Linked DNA regions of Homo sapiens: region 2 is linked to region 1. The links are chromatin contacts, found by Hi-C or POLR2A ChIA-PET in ENCODE. All regions are on one chromosome and are shown on one strand. The core of a region is the stretch at or near the end of the contact, and the rest is flanking DNA. Distances in the headings are between cores, read along the strand shown.

Evidence for each region. A loop is a pair of places that touch in the nucleus more often than their neighbours do. ChIA-PET counts read pairs that join two places held with the same protein, here RNA polymerase II (POLR2A). Pooled maps may share reads with other maps.
Region 2: a loop to region 1 is called in a map of PC-9, with 5 times the contacts of the local background. The contact joins two enhancer-like sites. A Hi-C loop is called at or near these places in 2 of 168 maps with a recorded cell type or tissue (PC-3 and PC-9) and 2 of 50 pooled maps. POLR2A ChIA-PET finds 5 or more read pairs at or near these places in 4 of 52 experiments (H1, MCF 10A, OCI-LY7 and 1 more).

The regions. Positions count from the first base shown.
Region 1 is chr3:18,097,758-18,101,127 of GRCh38, forward strand. The region is part of intron 4 of BALR6 (B-cell acute lymphoblastic leukemia associated long RNA 6); the gene reads left to right. Among named protein-coding and RNA genes, the nearest start is that of BALR6, 140 kb to the left of the region's middle. RefSeq lists enhancers at 875-2,074, 980-1,615. Within about 2 kb of position 1,359, at least 4 of the 41 ENCODE cell types and tissues checked have a DNase peak (open chromatin) inside an H3K27ac peak, as active enhancers do; they include PC-3 and PC-9, where a contact is called at or near this core.
Region 2 is chr3:18,133,504-18,136,819 of GRCh38, forward strand. The region is part of intron 4 of BALR6 (B-cell acute lymphoblastic leukemia associated long RNA 6); the gene reads left to right. Among named protein-coding and RNA genes, the nearest start is that of BALR6, 170 kb to the left of the region's middle. Within about 2 kb of position 1,313, at least 2 of the 41 ENCODE cell types and tissues checked have a DNase peak (open chromatin) inside an H3K27ac peak, as active enhancers do; they include PC-3 and PC-9, where a contact is called at or near this core.

The DNA of each region.
Region 1 (3,370 bases), core at 109-2,608:
ACTCATCTCTATTTTGCCGTCCTCTCCTACTTTTAAGGTCTTGTGATTACACTGGACACACCTGGGATAATCCAGGATAAACTCCTTAAAGTCAGCTAATTAGCAGCCTTAATTCCATCTGCAACCTTAATTCCCTTTTGTCATGTAAAGTAACATATTCAGAGGTCTGGAGATTAGAACATGGACTGTTGTTCTCCCACATGTATCCATCATTCTTTAAGCATGTTCATATTTTCTAGAAAAAAGATATTCCAGGTTCATTTTGTACTTTCTTTACCCTGACCTTGAGTTAGCCATCTATTGCCTAGTTTGTCTTTACAACAACAATGGTGGATGCTATTAAAACTTTTGTTTGACTAATGAGGAAATATAAACTGTCAAGAGGTTGATTAACCAGACCGTGGTTACATAGCAGGAAAGGGGCTGACGACAAGAAAGGGACTAGAGTCTAAGTATATTTCACCTCATGCCTGTGCTCCTAACCACTGGACTACTTTGTGCGGTTAGCAACTTCACTTTCCAAAGGTAAAACCCATTTTGAGGTATTAGTATAGGGAAATATAATCTACACTTGCTAGCAGGTAGTATATATATAAATATAGCATCAATTTGAATTTGGGAACTTGGGATATGAATAGTATAATTATTCTTTGAGCAAATGAAAATGTGTGCTGAGTTGCTTGTGTGAGATAGGTAGTTTTCTAGCAATCAAATATATATATTTATAGTATATTCATATTATATTACTTCTAGTTATTAGAGCTCAATTTAATAATTCTTCATCTGAAGTTAATGATTAATTTAAGGACTGACTTGGATAATATTTCTTCTGTAACTTAATTATGTTGATTTTGGCATAACATTTAGTTTTTCATTTTTTTGTGTGCAAGGATGATATGTATGACTTAACAATGTGGGCCAGACTGTATTGAACCCAGTATAACAGAAATTGTTGGGATATTAACCACCCACACCAACCAGTATTTATAATAGAAATAAGCCTTCACCATAAAGCCTCTCCAACAGGCCTTGTAACTATAATGGCACTAGCAGGTGCCGCCACAATAAAGAAGCCAGCCTCCCCATGAACAAATAGTAAATTAAAAAAATCAATCAATCTGCAATCTCAGTTCTGGCCCCAGCGTCACTTCCAATAATGACAAACTCAGGGTTTGTCAGTGCATCGTTAATAGGTTAAAGACCTTCAGATGATTCTTTTAAAGTAAACCAGGCAAATTGGCTCCTTTTTTCCCCACAAGTGCCGCTTTGGAATTGGCATATAAATGCTGATGGGACTCATGGCCTGAGGGCAAGTCCTCTGGCCCTAAAAGCTGGCAGGAAATGGCAGGAGTTTGCAGGGTGGGCTGGTGACTCATGATGTGCTGTGGCATATCTTTGAGGAGAGCCAAGAAAGAGTCATTTATTCCTTGGGGCGTGAAGTCATTCAGCCTGGTGGGGCCCATGTGACTCACCTAGCCTCAAAATGTCATCTTTACCCCCTCCTGCTTCTTCCCTCTCTCCTCTTTCTAGAGGTTTGTGACCTACGATGGACTCCCCAGGACATGTAAACTGCTTTCTCACTTTTCTGCTTCCATTTCTGCTCCCCCTTCTCATTCCTGTTCCTGTTCTGAGACTGTCCACACCCTTTCTCATACTCTTCCTCACTGAAGCAATAATGGCCGGTCCAAGTTCTTCTCTGGCTTGGAGCTGCTGTGACAGACTGTTCATTTGCTTATGTAGGTCTGTCCCTGAAGAATAGTTCGAGAACCTTCTGCGGAATTTCAACCTTACTTGAAGTTGGATTATGTGCTATATTTCAGACAGCCATAATTCCACGCAGCTTTGTGTTGGGTCACAGATGTTTGCTATCTGGGCTCTGAAGTTTTTACGGAAGAGTTTATGTGTGATTTTTAACCCCAAGTGTTGCTGTGGTGCTAGGACTTAAAATTCTGCTCTGTCAGGATTCAGGTGCTGTAACTGAGATTTGTCCAGAGCGGTGGTTCTCCAAGTTTCCTGTGTGTAGGAAGGAGCTGGGGTTGTTTAAAAGCGCCGGTTCTGAATCAGTAGGTCTGACACAGAGCCCAAGAACCTGCATCTCTAACGAGCTCCCATGTGAGGCTCATGCTCACACTTTGAGTAGCAAGAGCTAGTGTGAGGTGACTTGGGGAATCTCAGAAATATCCCATATTTTTCTTCTGGAGATGTGTGAAAATTGCCACTGGTTGATAATGAAACATATGACTCCTTTTTTCCCCCTAGTATTTTCCTAGAACTTATCTCTTCAACCAAAGCACTAAATATTTTGCCACATAGCCAATGAAAAATGAATCATGTAGGGATTTTACATGTTTTCTTAGTTATGATTGCTTTAAAAATAGTGTTAGCACAGCATTCTTGTGTCCATGTGTAAATTAGAAATTTAAAAAACCAACCAAATCAAACAACTGTACATAACAACATATAAAGATAAGTTAGTTTCCTATATCACTTCTACACAATTGGAGGCATTCTTCCTTGGATCAGGGAGGGGATTTGTGGATGATTCATATTGGGAGGAGGGTGGTATGTGTAAAACAAAAAGTGAGAGCTGTATTTACTAAAAATTTTAATCTATCATTGAATGAAAGTTTCTTTACCCCCATTTCATATGTTTTCATTTTCATGCTGATAAAGGAAGAAAAAGTTTGACTTCCTCCCTCCTGTTAGACACACTTTAAATCAGTCCTTCTATCTTTAAATCTTTGCCTTGGGCAATAATCACCATAAAAAGGAACAGATCCGAGGTGCTGAGATAGTTCACCCAATTTAGGCTACCACTTTACTAAAACACCTGTAAGACACATCTAGCTGGTATTTTTAAACAATATTTTTCAATTTGGCTTTAGTTTTTTGGACAATTTCCTGGAGTGTATTTTCTTACTCTACCAGAAGTGTTTAGAATTGGATAATACAGTAATTTAGAAAAGAAAACAATAGATAGAGATTCTAACATAAAACTGAGCATTGGGATTCAAATCCATACATGTAAAGGTGTGTGTGTGTGTGTGTGTGTGTGTGTGTGTTATTGTTTCTGTTGTTGTTACTTGAGGGTATAGATGGTGGTAGAAGGCTATGGGAGAATTGGAAAAGCACTGAATATGTCTACTGTTTTAGTTCCCAAATCATGTAAGTCCTCTGAGGCACGGTTTTCTCATCCTTAAGATGGGAATGGTAAGTGGTACAGTATAGTTGCCTACTTCATATCTTTTTTGCAAATCAAATGAGAGAATGATTGTTTTGAAAATCATGAAATGATGCACAGAAATGAAATGAGTGACCTATGGTCAAAAGCTGAATTTCATCAAGGTAGGACTCAAAATACAGGTATAAG
Region 2 (3,316 bases), core at 63-2,562, 36 kb after region 1:
GGAAGATATCTGAGCTGGAGATGTACCTCAGGGAGTCATAGGTATATAGAGAGTAATAGAAGCCATGGACATCAATAGCTCCCTGAGGAAGAGAGTTGATAGTAAGAAGGCAGGAAGCTCCAGGATCAAGCCTTGAGAAACTCTGAAATTGAAAGCTGGGTAGAAGAGGATGAGAATATACTAAGGAGAAGTATCTAGATAGGTAGGAGGAAAGTCAAGAGAGTGTGGTCTTATGGATGCCAGGGGAACAACAGTCCATGCTGTTGACTATTACTGAGTGATCAAGGAATTTGAGAGTGAAACAGCCCATTGGTTGTAGTGACGTGGAGGTCATGGCCAACTTCATTGAGAATAGTATAGGTGCCGAGCAGTGGGGCGTATGAATAGAGAAAATTAACAAACAGACCCTTCTAAATGCCACACTGGTAGTTTGCTTCAGAGGATTCACCTCTGAAAATTCAATGGAAGTCTTGAGATGTTATAATTCCCCTGTTTACTTTGTCTGCCATCTTCCTCTACAGTTTGGTGAAACAAATTCATAGGATTTTAAATTTGGCCCCTTCATATTAGTGTGCATGGGAAGAAAAGACTAGGAAACTTTTAGCAAGAATGTGAGAGAAAGGATGTTCACCTTTGTGTATCTATTCTCTTGGTAATACCTGGAATTATGTTATTTCCTATATCTACTCAAGCTTACGTTAAGTACTCATTAATATTTGTAAGTAGTAAGGTAAGTATTCCATTAATGTTGTCTGTTAGTAATTTAGGACCTCAGACTCCTCAGAATCTTTTGTTGCTCTCCCGGTGCACTCCTTCAGATCTCAGTGTTATTCTAAGTGCAGTCATCTGGTTCTACAGAAGTATTCACACAATAATTAAAAGGAAGGAAAAGCTATTGTCCTGTTAATATTAATGTATAATTCTGGTGTCTTGCTTTATGTCCAAAGCTATAATTGTATACCAGAAGACCCTCTTTCTACTTTTGCTTTTCGGTTCTTCTCTTTGCATGGAGATAAATTCTTATCAAGGCTTTTGCCTTTCCCACTTTGAGTCATTTCTCTATGTAGTACAGCAACATCTTTTCTCAATGATTCATCTTTGTATTTCACATATGCAGTATTTCCTCATGTATCCTATGATTTAAAAATATGTCCCAATTGTTGCTAATTGTTTTTTTTGGAAAAATTACCACTGCTAAGAACAGTGACAGTGAGAAACAATAAGTGGTCTCTATTTACTAGGTAGATTTTTACAAATGCTTTAGTAAATGGCCTGAGAATACTTCATAAGGAACAACCCTCTAAGAAGGAAATATATTTTTATTTAAATCTCTTACTAATACTCAGGGTGTTTCATTTTTCCTCCCAACTTTCTTCCTTGTCTTGGTGACCTCATCATCAGTCACATGTCACCAAACTGAAGAAATTAAATCTGCACCTTGGTGGCAATACTGATCCCACCACATTGACAGACAGTTCTTTTGTCCTTTGGCCGTGGGGAAGTCCTATTAAGCCATCAAAGCTCACAGCTGGCATGTGGGCTGGTTGAAGAGGAAAGAACAAGACAGAGCTTTTATTTTTTTTAGATGGGATTCCCTTTCCTTGTTACTTTCTCCATTTTCATTCATGGGAAATGGTATGCCTCGTCGAAGAAAATGCTCTAAATATAAGAGAAGAAAGTAGAATAAAATGAGTCACTGGGAGATCAGGGATTTCTGTCTGGGAATATTTATCTTTTTAAGGCTGTCAGAGTGCATGTTTCTGCTTGTTGTTAGAATCCTGATCATTGGTCACATGGCTTCTGTTTTATTAATAGTGGGCTGTACTTTTCTGGAGGATAGATTGGCTTCTAATAGCTGCTTAAATCCATGTGGAAACTAAGCAAAGCAGGGAAGAAGGAGCAGCAGTCTGTAGTTACAGGCTTCCGTGGGTAGCAGAGTGATTGAATAGAACAGCGCTGCCATAAACTGATGAAGTGAGGGCCAGCTGCTGGCCGTTGCCTGCCCTGCACCAGGTCTGTGGCCATAGGCATGTAACTTACCCAAAGTTCCATTTCCTCCACTGTAAAATGGGCCTAGTAATAATGCTTACCTCATATAGAGTGGTTGTAAGGATTCGATGAGTTAATACATGAATAGTAGCTGCTACTTAGGACTACAGGAGTGGTTTGTTGAATAACACATGGGTTCTCTCTGTCACTAAGAATGTCCTAGTAGTTAATGATTTATTGACTGATTTCTCTGGGTCAGGCATTGTGTTTTACGTGCTTTAATTTTTTTCATTTAGCCTTCACACAATTCATAAGGAAGATACCGTATGATAGTATCCTCATTGTATGGATGAGAAACTTGGGATTGAGAGATATTAACTTTCTTTTCATGATCCATACAGATACCTAAGTAGCAGGACTCTAACCCTAGGTTCCTGAACACTGTAGCACACCACCCTCACCAGAAGACTTGCAGGGAGCCTTCCTGCCCATCATGTAGTGTATTTTCACTCTCTAAAACTACACACACTAGGGTGAGTGCTTGAGCCAGAAAATTCAATTCAACTTTTTGAGCCAAGATAACTGATATAAGTGATAACCCCTTTTTGATAGAGGAGTGCGGACTTGGATTTCAGTCCTAGTTCTATTCCCTACTGACTCCGTGACCTTGGGAAGTGTATTAGTCTGTTTTCACACTGCTGATAAAGGCATACCGGAGACTGGGCAATTTACAAAAGAAAGAGGTTTAATTGGATTTAGAGTTCCACGTGGCTGGGGAAGGCTTACAATCATGGTGGAAGGCAACGAAGACCAAGTCACATCTTACACGGATGGCAGCAGGCAAAGAGAGAGGGAGCTTGTGTAGGGGAACTCCCCTTTATAGAACTATCAGATCTCATGAGACTCACTCACCATCACGAGAACAGCATGGGAAAAACCCACCCCCACAATTCAGTTACCTCCCACTTGGCCCCTCCCACAAAATGTGGGAATTCAAGATGAGATTTGGATGGGGGCACAGCCAAACCATATCAGGAAGGTTACTTAATTTTACCAAAACTTAGTTTCTCACATTTATATTATGTCCATAGATTCTTCTTCCTAGGATAACTCTGAGGATTGGCTGAGATGCATATTAATAATACTTCACAAATAATGTGTTGCATTCTGTTGAGTAAAACTCAGATGGAGTTTTGTTGAGGGTTATCTGAATGGAAAATCTCCTGAGAGTTGATTTTGGGCTATGTTAAATTAACTATGTCACTATTATAGGAGAGCTAGTTATTCTAATCTGTCCTGCTCATTCAGCGTCCTACAAGTCCAGGCC